Linked DNA regions of Homo sapiens: region 2 is linked to region 1. Evidence: chromatin contacts called from ENCODE Hi-C or POLR2A ChIA-PET data. All regions are on one chromosome and are shown on one strand. Each heading gives the region's core, a stretch centred on a gene start or an enhancer-like site at or near the end of the contact. The rest is flanking DNA. Distances are from core to core; before and after follow the strand shown.

Evidence for each region. A loop is a pair of places that touch in the nucleus more often than their neighbours do. ChIA-PET counts read pairs that join two places held with the same protein, here RNA polymerase II (POLR2A). Pooled maps may share reads with other maps.
Region 2: a loop to region 1 is called in a map of naive thymus-derived CD4-positive, alpha-beta T cell, with 15 times the contacts of the local background. The contact joins the promoter of STN1 here to the promoter of HIF1AN in region 1. A Hi-C loop is called at or near these places in 1 of 168 maps with a recorded cell type or tissue (naive thymus-derived CD4-positive, alpha-beta T cell) and 7 of 50 pooled maps. POLR2A ChIA-PET finds 5 or more read pairs at or near these places in 1 of 52 experiments (MCF 10A).

Annotation. Positions count from the first base shown.
Region 1 is chr10:100,532,478-100,538,638 of GRCh38, reverse strand. HIF1AN (hypoxia inducible factor 1 subunit alpha inhibitor) reads right to left here and starts at 2,696. Exons shown (of 8, transcript NM_017902.3): 1 at 2,504-2,696; 2 at 1,978-2,228. The coding sequence starts at 2,680. RefSeq lists enhancers at 2,717-2,776, 2,847-2,936.
Region 2 is chr10:103,914,909-103,921,069 of GRCh38, reverse strand. It overlaps STN1 (STN1 subunit of CST complex), which reads left to right and starts at 2,886. Exons shown (of 10, transcript NM_024928.5): 1 at 2,886-2,970; 2 at 3,414-3,608. The coding sequence starts at 3,476. RefSeq lists a silencer at 2,575-2,924 and enhancers at 2,665-2,959, 2,590-3,235, 3,095-3,424.

The DNA of each region.
Region 1 (6,161 bases), core at 1,447-3,946:
ACGTTAGCCACGCTGGTCTCGAACTCCTGACCTCAGGTGATCTGCCTCCCGAAGTGCTGAGATTACAGGTGTGAGCTACCATGCCCAGCCTTAATAGGAAATCTTGATGAGTTGGAAACACTACCTTTGTAGGAACATGAAATCCTCAAGACTCAATGCAACGCTCCCCAAAGATAATAATTATATATTCACCCAAAAAATATGCAAGTAACTTTGAAAGAGTCAGTGATACTGCCCATATATGAATCTAAACAATATTATGATTACACCAGAATGGTTAATGCTCAAAATAGCTCAGAGGATCCTAATACATTTCACCCCATAGTCGCCACAACCTGTCCAATCAGGTTGAAGTGAAGCTGACTGGTGAAGCTGCTCGGTGCTAAAGTCAGCTGATAGGGTAAAACTTCCAAACAATTAAAGATTTTCCTTGAAAACTCTTTAATCACCCATAAAGTACAGATTACACTCATTCTTATGCAAAATGCTCTCACTATGGGACACAAGAAACTTCAAGCGACTGAAGAACCACAAGATTCACATATCTTATGCTTATTCTTGGGTATATGTTCATTCAATGGAATTACACACTCCAACAGCATCATTTAAATCAATCTTTCTCTCAATGTTGGGTGTGTGTATATGGAAGTGTGCACACACACACTGTGTTAAATTTTAGAAAATTAATGCATGAGATAACTGAACCAATATATTAAGACATCATGGACAGATCGACCACAGTTCATATCTTGGAAACTCTTCTGGTCAAAAATCCCATCATTATGACAACTGCTAAGTGTTAAGAAGAAGAAAAAAAGATATTTCAAATCCATTCACTTAGCCACAGACTGCTGATAAGGAGTCAGGAACAGGAGTGAGTGAAGCAAGAGACTAGAGAGAAACCCAGGGTTGGACACCAAATGCGAGAGGGTAATTCACCGTGAAGTACTGAGCGAAAGCAATTCCCCAGAGGCAGTGTTATAGTGTGGGACTGAATACTGTCTCGGACCTACATAAGAGGCTGTCCTCATAAGCAGGAATAAAAGCAGAGAGGAAGAATCACTGTCTTGTGTGTCTTGTGTTGCTGTTGTGATAGGAAAAACAAATTTAATCTGATCTTCCCTAAGCTAGAGAATCCTAACCTTCTTTACTGCAGAATCACAACAAACTATACAACTTTTCAGGTTGAACTATCCTCAGTCATCACAATACTTAAGGACAATGGCTACAAACAGGCATTTTCAGAGCTAAATCCAGTGACAAACATTTTTGTTTGGCCCCCTGCAACTTTTTTTCTTTAAATCTGATTTAGTTGCTCCATTTAAAGTCAAAAGATTTTAAATAAAAATCCTGATTTTGAACTTCTCTTGAAAATCGGAATATCTCCCAACCCTAGAACTGCACTCCAAAACTGAAGCAAGCAGAGTCAAGTAATGACCTCTCACCATGGTTTTTTGTTTTAGTTTTTAATTTTGCAGAGACTAGCTCTCACCACGTTTCCCAGGCTGGTCTTGAACTCCTGGACTCAAGCAATCCTCCCACCTCGGCCTCCCAAAGTGCTGGGATTACAGGCATGAGCCACCCCCGCCGGCCTTGGCTTCTCACTTTGAACAAGGCTTATGCCTTCAGCCTCATCACTGATTTCACACAGACGATATTACTCCTTCCATTCACCTGCCTGACCCTTCTAGGCAACTAACTCTTTATGAGGAAGAAGATGGGAACCCAGAGATTCATAGCTCAAGTTTAATCATTCCCTCATCCCTCAAGCTACAGAACTAGCTGGCTGTAGCACCAAGAACCACTAAGAACTCAAACCCCTTAAAGGCTGGAAGACCAGACTACTCCTTCAACTGGAATCCAGAGATGGGAGAGGCCAATCTCTAATTGACCCAATTCTGCCACACCTTCAAACAAGTATAGGAAAGAAAAATGAGTGTCCTAAATCCAACAGAAAATTAAGCTTTCGGAATTTACCTCTCTTCCCCTCCTCGCTGCTGTATATCCTGCAGTTTCTCAACGAACTCATGAAATTTCATTTCTTCCCTGTTGGACCTCGGCTTAAAGTTCTGGAAATTGGCCATCTTCTTCTCATCATAGTACAAGAACTTGTGGGTGCTGGCACTGTACACAGAGAAGTCTCCATTGCCAATATTCTCTTGCAGGTATTCAAGGTCCCATTTCAGGGCAGGATACACAAGATTTGTGTCGGTCAGCACCACAGGCTCCTAAATGAAAACAACAGGTGAAAAACACCAAATGAAGTAATGCCAAGGAGCCGGTGGGTTGGCCTCCATGATCCCAACTACTTCTCAACTTCAGAATAATTTCTCCTGTTAATCAGCACGAACCCCTAAGTTCCGTATCTCCTCGCCTTTCTCTCCATCTTCCCATAGGCCCTAGTCTAGAGCCCTGCCAGTCTCCCATCTCTTTCACCATTCACCTCTGACCTCTCAACCGGGTACCTTCCTCCTCTCCCTTTAGACGCGGCCCCGCCCCCCACCTCATTCTCAATAAGCTCCTCTGCCCGGGGGTCGCTCTGACTCAGACGCGGAATGGGCCTAGTCGGGAAGCTATAACTGCGCAACTGGGATTCATCCCAGGCGGGGCCGAGGGCTCCAGCCTCCTCCCGGGGCTCTCCAGAGCCAGAGGCCACAGCCTCCGCCGCTGTCGCCGCCATCTCCGCCGCCAGGGACGGCCCCCACCGGAACCGGAAGCTCCGCCTATTCCGGACCCCAAAAAAAAAAAAACAAAAAAACCACACACCCAACGGAAACCATAGAGATGAGCTGCGAGAGAGAGCGGTCCAGAGACATAAAGAACGCGGAGCCGAGGCCTGAGGGTGCGCCTCCTAATGGTAGTATGCAGCTCTACATCCTAGGCTCCACTGCTGAAGAAATGGGGCTAGACACTAGTCCCACGGAATAGGGACGACCTGGTAGAGCAAAACACAAAAAAAGTTGCCCCATGTGCCCGAGTCTACACAAGAGTCAAAGAAGGAAGCAAGTTCAGTTAGGCATTAAACTTTACACTCATGAATGGGGAGAAAAGCAAACTCTTGACCCACCTAAAGAAGTCAGAAGGAAAAGCAGTGATCACATTGGTAGATGTAGAGCAAAGGCTGACTGAAGGCTTAGGCAAAAGATATACAGCAAGTTGAATTCTTTCAAAATCAAAGACAGTTTTCTTTTGTTTAGCATCATTTGATTTTTCTGCCTATATCACCATGTCTCCTACTTGAATATATGTTTGCCGTGAATCGAATGTTATTAGAGGCCAACCATGGACATCTCACATTTTCAAACAATCTATACTGATTATAAAAGGCCATATTAATACCTCTATTGCTTACTTGGACAGTTCTTATGGCTGGCTGTGAGAGGCCCAATTCTAAGATGTATCCCAAGATTTGTACCCTACGGTGTACACATCCTGTATACATTTCTCCCCTTAAAAGAAAACACGACTGTGAATATGATAGAGCATCACTCCTGTAATTAGGTTAGCTTATATGACAAGGATGTAATTAAAGTCCCTAATCAATTAACTTTAAGGCAGTCAAAAAGAGGTGATTTATCCTGGTGGGCTTCATCTTATCACTCTAGCCCTTTAAATCAGGGCTAGAGGTCAGAGACAGAATCTAAGAGATTTGAAGCCACAGCACAGCTGTCCTGTTCACCTTGAAGGAGCAAACTGCCATATGGCAGGAAATGGCAGGTGGACTCTAGGAGCTGAGAAAGGCTCCTGGGTGACAGCCAACAAGAAAGTGGGCACCTTAATCCTACAAATGCAAGTAACTGAATTCTGGCAACAACCACTGAACTTGGGAAAGGACACACACGGAGCCTCAGATGAGATCGCTAACCCAGCCAACACCTTGATTTCAGCCTGATAAGACCCTGAGCTGAGGACTCAGCCAACCAGTACCTGGACTCATGGAATATGTGAGAAAATAAATTGGTGTTTTGGGCTGCTAAATTTACAGTAATTTGTTATGCAGTAATAGAAATGAATGCACTGGCTTAACTATGTAATTATGCTACATAGTAACCATGCTACACCAAACCGATAATAGGGCTACCTCTGTGGAAGTGTTTGAGGCTGCAGGGGGCAATCAAGGCTTTCATTTTATCTGCAGTGTTTGAATTTTTTTTTTTTTTTTGAGCTAGGGTCTCACTCTGTCACCCAGGCTGGAGTGCAGTGATGCAATCTTGGTTCACTGCAACCTCCACCTCCCCAGCTCAAGCAATCCTCCTACCATAGCCTCCCAAGTAGCTGGGACTAAAGGCACACACCACCATGCCGGACTAATTTTTTTTCCTTCTGTAGAGAAAGGGTTTTGCCATGTTGCTCAGGCTGAATGTTTGAATTTTTACAAGAATGTATTAATTCATAACCTTGGGAATTAAAAATAAATTAGGCCAGGCATGGTGGCACATGCCTGTAATCCCAGGACTTTTCAAGGCTGAGGCAGGAGGATTACTTGAGCCTGGGTGTTCCAGATCAGCCTGGGCAACATAGCAAGACCTCATCTCTACAAAAAATTTTAAAAATTAGCTCGGTGCGTTGATGCATGCCTGTAGTCCCAGCTACTAGGGAGGCTGAGGTAGGAGGATTGTTTGAGCCTGGGAGGTGCAGGCTGCAATGAGCCATGATCATGCCACTGCACTCCAGCCTGGATGACAGAGCAAGATCCTGTCTTACTAAAAATAAATAAATTAATTAAGATCAAGAAGATTAAAAGAACTAAAATCAGTAATGAAACAGGGATATTACTGCTGACTTTACCCCCCAAAAAAAGCATATAAGGACATACTGTAAACAATTGTATGTCAAAAAATTACAGAACCTAGATGAAATGGACAGATTCCTAGAAAGGCACAAGCTATAATAGCTGATTCAAGAAGAAATGGAAAATCTGAATAGACCTGTAACAAGAGATTGAATTAGGAATCAAAAACATCCCATAAAGAAAAGCCCAGAAACTGGGCATGGTGGCTTACATCTGTAATCCCTACACTTTGGGAGGCAGAGGCAAGCGAATCACTTGAGCCCAGAAGGTCGCGACCAGACTGGGCAACATGGAGAAACCCCATCTCTACCAAATCCCCCCAGCCAAAAAAAAAAAAAAAAAAAAATTAGCAGGCATGGTGGCACGCCTGTAGTTCCAGCTATTCGGGAAGCTGAAGTGGGAGGATCACTTGAGCCCGGAATGTGGAGGTTGCAGTCAACTGAGATTGCACCACTGCACTCCAGCCTTTTGAGACAGAGCTAGGCCTTGTCTCAAAAGAAAAGAAAAGGCTGGGCACAGTGGCTCATGCCTGTAATCTCAGAACTTTGGGAGGCCGAGGTCGGGGGGACCACCTGAGGTCAGGAGTTCGAGACTAGCCTGGCCAACATGGTAAAACCCCCATCGCTATCAAAAATACAAAAATTAGCCAGGCATGGTGGTGCACGCCTGTAGTCCCAGCTACTTGGGAGGCTGAGGCAGGAGAATCGCTTGAATCCCGGAGGCGGAGGTTGCAGTGAGCTGAGATCGTGCCACTGACTCCAGCCTGGGCAACAGAGCAAGATTCCATCTCAGGAAAAAAAAAAAAGAAAAAGAAAAAGAAAAGCTCAAGACCAGATAGATTTACTGATGAATCCTACCAAACATTTTTTAAAAAATTAACACTGGTCTGGGTGCAGTGGCTCATGTCTGGAATCCCAGCACTTTGGGAGGCCACGGCGGGTGAATCACGAGGTCAGGAGACCGAGACCATCCTGGCTAAAACGGTAAAACCCTGTCGCTACTAAAAATACAAAAAAATTAGCCGGGCATGGTGGCGGGTACCTGTAGTCCCAGCTACTCAGGAGGCTGAGGCAGGAGAATGGCGTGAACCTGGGAGGCGGAGCTTGCAGTGAGCCGAGATTGCACCACTGCACTCCAACCTGGGCAACAGAGCGATACTCCGTCTCAAAAAAAAAAAAAAAGAAAGAAAGAAAACTATAGACCAATATTTCTTATGAATATAGATGCAAAAATCCTAACAGAATACTAGCAAACTCAGTGTAACACCATATAAAAGAATTATATACTATGACCAAGTGGGATTTATTCCAGGAATGCAAGGTCAGTTCAACATCTCAGAATGATCAATATAACACACCATGTAGTAATC
Region 2 (6,161 bases), core at 1,637-4,136, 3.4 Mb before region 1:
GGGAAGAATTGCAGGTGCCTAAGAAGAGTCTGCGAAGTGAAAAAATTACAAAAAATGAGAAGAGAGGGGACCAGTCCCTGTGAGACCCATCTAGGCTTGCTAACTGGTGCTTATTGGAGTTAGGCTCCTACCCTCCAACAAAGGCTAGGAGACAAGGCCTTGCCTTCAGGTATTGGCTGGAACAAACAGTAAATTATTCTTCTTCTTTTTTTTTTTAATTATACTTTAAGTTCTAGGGTACATGTGCACAACGTGCAGGTTTGTTACTTTTGGCAGTCTTGAGTTTTCTCAGGCAGGCACTTTAAAGGGATCTAGGGTCATTCTAGGAATGTAGCCTTGAGCTGTTTGAAACTATGTAGCATTTGTTCATGTCTTTATAGGCCAAGGTTGAGGACAAATTGGGAAGAGGACTCAAGGAGACTGATTAGAGTTTGGTCAAAGAGAGAATCTTTTGTCAACTGTAAACTTCAAACAGAAAATCTAACCCACTTTGCAAGTGGACAAACTCAATTCCACCTGTAAAGGTGTAAAACATGTTTAAAACATGATAGTTTGAGTTTGAGGTATGAGATATCCAGTTCAATCCCCTCATTTTCCAGAAGAACTTGTTAAAACCTTAACTTTCTAGAAAGAATTGTCTATTCTGTCACAAATGCTTCAAAACCAAGTTCACAAGTTTCACATTGAGAAGCTATAAGAATGGGTTCCTAGCATTACATCTTAACTGCTGGGTTTTGAAATATCTGCTTTGCAGTGTTGCAGAATTCCAGAGGAGCCCTGCAGTGTTGAGGATTTTAGGAGTCCCTTCATACACGTCCAGGCGGTGGCTTGGGGAACCTGAAATCTGTGTTGATGGAGACTAAAGGGAAGAGGATCCTCCCAAATTCCTCTAAATGCTTCTGCAGTCTGGAAATTCTTTTCTACATTTCACCTTAGGTTTCAGTTACAACCTACTCCTTCAGGTTTGGGGCTCAGATCAAAAGGAACACCCTTAGACTCCAAGGAGTCCTCCCTTCATTGTAAAAGATGACATTGGGACATTCTGCTCTGCTTATACCACCTGGGTGTGGTCCTTCCCAAGGCTGGCAGTAAGCATGGAGTCCAGGAGGGCTCTTTTATCCAACACTCTACCCTTGAGCGCCATGAGCATTATTCCTGAAATCATCTCAGGCTCTGACACTTAGTAGTGATTTCCTCCTTTGGGTTTCACCCTGGAGCAGATGTGTACAGTCAGGAAAATGTCACTCAACCTGTCTCTCCCCATCTGACAGGTCAGCAGGAAGCACCTGTCCTACTGGGTGTGTTTTCTTTGCAAGGGCCTTCCTCCTATAAGAGAAGGTATCTTCTCTCTCTCTCTTTTTTTTTTTTTTTTTTTAATTGAGGCAGAGTCTCACACTGTCACCCAGGCTGGAGTGCAATGGCCCGATCTCAGCTCACTGCAACCGCTGTCTCCCAGGTTCATGCGATTCTCCTGCCTCAGCCTCCCGAGTAGCTGGGATTACAGGCGCACGCCACCACATTTGGCTATTTTTGTATTTTTAGTAGAGAGGGGGTTGGTTTCCGTATATTGGCCTGCCTGGTCTTGAACTCCTGACCTCGTGATCTGCCCGCCTCGGCCTCACAAAATGTTGGGATTACAGGTGTGAGCCACCGCGCCCAGCCAGTGTCTTCTCTTAATTAAATCTTAAACCCTACATTTCCTAGTGTTCATTGCAGTAGAATCTGGGCAATGTATTTTACCAAGGACTCTTGTTTTTGAGCTTCTTAAATGGCCGGGGAGGTAATTAAATGCCATGGGTCTAATGACACACACACTTTCCATTCCAGCGGCTCCAAGTTCCTTCTCTGATAAATAGTTTAGCAATTATCTCTTTGGCCACCACCTGCCTCCCCCGGGAATGGTCTGCCAGGGTGATCTGTACTCCCCTGCCATTTTCCAGAGTCTCTGTAAATTAGGAAGAATTCCTGACGTCTCGGGTAACGTAGCTCTTTATGGGAGTGGAACGTGGCTATCTTTCCTCACTTTAAAATAGAAATTCTGGAGACTAAGCACCATCAAGGTGGCCATGATTTACCAAAATGCCAGCTTTTCAAAGTTCTTAAGTGTACAACCTTCCAGACTGTAGACCGAACAAGGGTAAAGGAGACAAAATGTATTGTCATGATTTTGCACGGCTAGTCTCTGGCAGAGTCAAGACCTCACATTCACTCGAGGGCTCAAATTTAGATATTGACATCTCCAAGTGAAACTAGAGTCCTAAGTGTGTGAGTCAGGTCACTTACCAACTGTAAATGAACATTTAAAATATGCCACAATGCACTCGTGGCACTGCTTACTTTTTATCTGTTTTACATATCAGGAATCAAAAAGAAAAATAGTCTGATCCTGACCCAACCTCTAGGAGGCCCAGGTTCAGGGTCCCGCCACCAGCAGGAGGAGGGGTGAAAGGTGACTAGAAGAGCGGCGTTAGAACTGCAGGAATTTCAAGGTCGCCTCCTAGGCCTCAGCGGTGGAGGCTAGCACGAAGGCGGGGCTGCAGCGCTGCCTGAACCAAAAGTACGCTGCGCTGAGGCGGGGCACGGAACGGGCTGGACTTCGGCTGGATGGGGCCTAGCGGATGGTTGGGCCGCGGCGGGATGGGGCGGGGCTTCGGGCGGGATGGGGCGGGGCTTCGGGCAGGATGGGGCGTGGCCGCGGCGGGATGGGTGGGGTCTGGGTGGGATGAGGCGGGACTTCGGGAGAGATGGGGCGGAGCCGTGGCGAGGCGCTGCAGCAGAAAGGAAATGCGCTGGCGGGGAGACCGGGGTTGGTCCCTGGCGGGGCAGGGGGCGGGCTCAGGCCGGAACTCCAGAGACGACCTCAGCCAACTGCTCCTGCGCCGGGCGGGGTCGTCGCCGCCAGCGGCTCCGAGCGCCGGAAGGGCCAGGTCTCAGGGCTCCTGGAGCTGCAGGCGGCGGGAGGGGCTACAAGTGGGTCCATTTTTTAGTATCTTTTTTCCTCCTTTTCTTGGCTCATCCCCAAAAGCGGAAAGTTTAGGGCAGAGCGACAGTCAGACCCATCCACTATGCCCCAACACGTGCAGGGCTGCGAGGGCGCCCGTTCCTCCCGGGACCCCAAGCGGTTTCTGCTACGCCTGTACAGACGTATCTTCCCAGAGTGAAAGTTGATGTTTAGCCGTTCCGAAGTTGGTGCTTTGTGGGAAGGAGAACAGCGGGAGAGCCGTAAGGAACGCAGGCGTCCTGACGTGAGGAACGCCTCTTAACACGCCCCGTGGCATGGAGTTTGACAGGGCCCTGGATCCCTGCGTTCACCCCTCCTGGAGTCCTGGACGCCCACCTGGGAGCAGCGTCAGGGCCGTGCCACTTTGACCCACGTTAAACGCATTGCATCCTCATTTCTGTGTCCCATCTAGATGCTTGACTCAGTGATGCAGAACCTTTCAGAGTTAGCTGGAAGCCACAGCCCTGCCTCTTGATGCAGCCTGGATCCAGCCGGTGTGAAGAGGAGACCCCTTCCCTCTTGTGGGGTTTGGATCCTGTGTTTCTAGCCTTTGCAAAACTCTACATCAGGGATATCCTGGACATGAAGGAGTCCCGCCAGGTGCCAGGTATGTGGCTAGCCACCCTGGGATGCCCTGGGCTGCATCTGCCACCCTTTCCCAAAGTCTCAGAAAGCTGGGATTAGAGGCTTTTAGGAGAGCCTTCCCTGCTGCAGGCTTTGAAAGGGACCTAGCCTGGACCTTCGCATGAGTTCATTTATTTGCAAGGTAAAAAAAACAGTCTAAATCTTTTTTTTTTTTTTTTTTTTTTTAGTAGGTGTTTGGGGGAGTAACTTTTGTACTGGGGTTTTTACCTCCATTTAGGGTCTTTCATGCTTAAAAATGCTCATTTGTTTTTCTTTGGCCCTGCTCCTGTTGGAGAGATCGCTGGGCCAGATATTCCTAGGCCTGGCTCCTTTCCTAAATGTGCCACTTACCTGGTCCGGGCATGTGACTCACCTTCTGCAAAGTCTGGGTTTCTTTGTAAAAATGGAGCTTAACCCTGTGTAATGGAATCTTTTGATTCCTGATATGTAAAGGGGGTTTGTTTTCTTTTGAATTAAGCAGAATCAAAATATTATAAACTCCCTGAGAGGAAGAACATCATCTGTCTTGTTCACCTTTGTAATCCCAGGGCTTAGAACAGTGCCTGGCATATAGTGGGCCCTCAAATAGAAATAGCAGTTGAAGCAACAAGGCATTATACATGTAAAGTTTAAATTTTCTTTTTTTTTTTTTGTATTAGAATAGTGGCTACTAGAGATAGGCTTATCTTACCTAAAAATATAACAAGTATAGTTTGGGGTGGATTTAAATAATTCACGTAGCTGTGTAATAATTCACAAATAGCCACATGTTTACTGTGCTATTTGAGAAGTTTGGTTAAACTTTCTTTGCTATTTTGAGTGAAGCTTTCCAGTCAAGGTCCTTCTGAATAACAAACTATGAGTTAGAAGTAGTCAAGAATCTCAAGCATCCACAGTTTTAATGAGATAAGGTTTTGTTTGTTTCCAGTTAAATGTACAAATATATTTGGATGACCTTATGCTAATGCCTTTTGTACAGATTTTTCGCCACACCTTTATTTCCTAATTATTGTTGGAAATGGTCTGTGTTTTCCCTTGGAAGGCAGCCAACCTCCTCCACAGTTTTCCATTTTCCAGTCTGGTTTTCTTCATAGCTCATCTCTTCAGGAAGAAATTAATTCACACCAAATTCTAGCCTTGCTTAATGATCTTCTGCAGGTGAGAAAACAGGTACCAAGGACATGACAGGGGCTTAACTCTACCTGTAGGCAAAAGACTTTATGATGTGTTAAAAACAAACCAACAAAAACAGGACCAGTGATCTTTGATTTATCACTGGTGAGAATGTTTCCAAGGTGTTTTAAAAATGAAACCTCACGGTTAAAGCAGACATCAGCTGACAGATTGGATACTTTTAGACCTGGGGCCCCCAACCCCTGGGACCACAGACCACTACTGGTACATGGCCATTAGGAACTGGGCCACACAGCAGGAAGTGAGTGGTTGGCCAGTGAGCATTACTGCCTGAGCCCCACATCCTGTCACATCAGCAGCGGCATTACATTCTTTTAGGAGCGCAAACCTTATTGTGAACTGCACGTGTGAGGGATCTAGTTGCACACTCCTTAGGATAATCTAATGCCTCATGATCTGAGGTGGAACAGTTTCATCCCCAAACCGTTCCCCCAACCCCCATCCCCGGAAAAATTGTCTTCTACAAAACCGGTGTCAAAAAGGTTGGGGACCACTGCTTTAGACTATACCATAGTGTTCTGGGGGGTGGGGAATTCCACTCCTAGGTTTTTGTTTTGTTGTTGTGTTTGGTTCCATTTACTATAAAGGCAAAACTTTTGACTACATAAAATTTAGGATTGTTTAAACAGCAAAGAATATCTTAAACAAAATAACAAAGACAAACCCCAAAAATGATAAAATATGAAATGAATGTGTTGTGTGATAAAGAATTTCACTGACCTTTGCCCTTGGTTCCTGCAGGGTAACATCTAAATTATTATAGTTTCCTGAGTGATAGGAGCGTCATCATTATTCATGGTGCCCTCTCGAACCACACTTGAATTTATGCGAATCAGGTGGTTCATGCTGGATCCCTAGATAGTTTGGGGTGGGGCTGTCTATGCCTAAAAGACCAACTGTTCAATTAGAGAGTTGGGGGTTTTGAGCCAGATCATATCAGTCTGACCCTTTGGGAAGGGAGTGGGGCTGGAGATTGAGTTCAGTTATGTGGCCAATCATTCAGTTAATTGTGCCTACCTTATGAGACCTCAGTAAAAACTCTGGACACTGAGGGTCAGATGAGCTTCCCTAGTTGATAATCATGTGTTGGTGTGTCAGGGGGCAAGGTGTCAAGGACACAGAAGCTTTGTGTTTGTGCCCTCCCAGACCCTGCCTTAGCATCTCTTCATTTGGCTGGCCCTGATTTGGATCCTTCATGGATAAAACTATAATCATAAGTATAGCACCTTCCTGAGTCCTGTGAGTCATTCTAGCAAATTATCAAACCTGAGGGAGTGTTGGGGACCCCCAAATTTATAACCAGTTGGTCAGAAGTGCAGTTGGCCTGAGGACTCTCACAAAA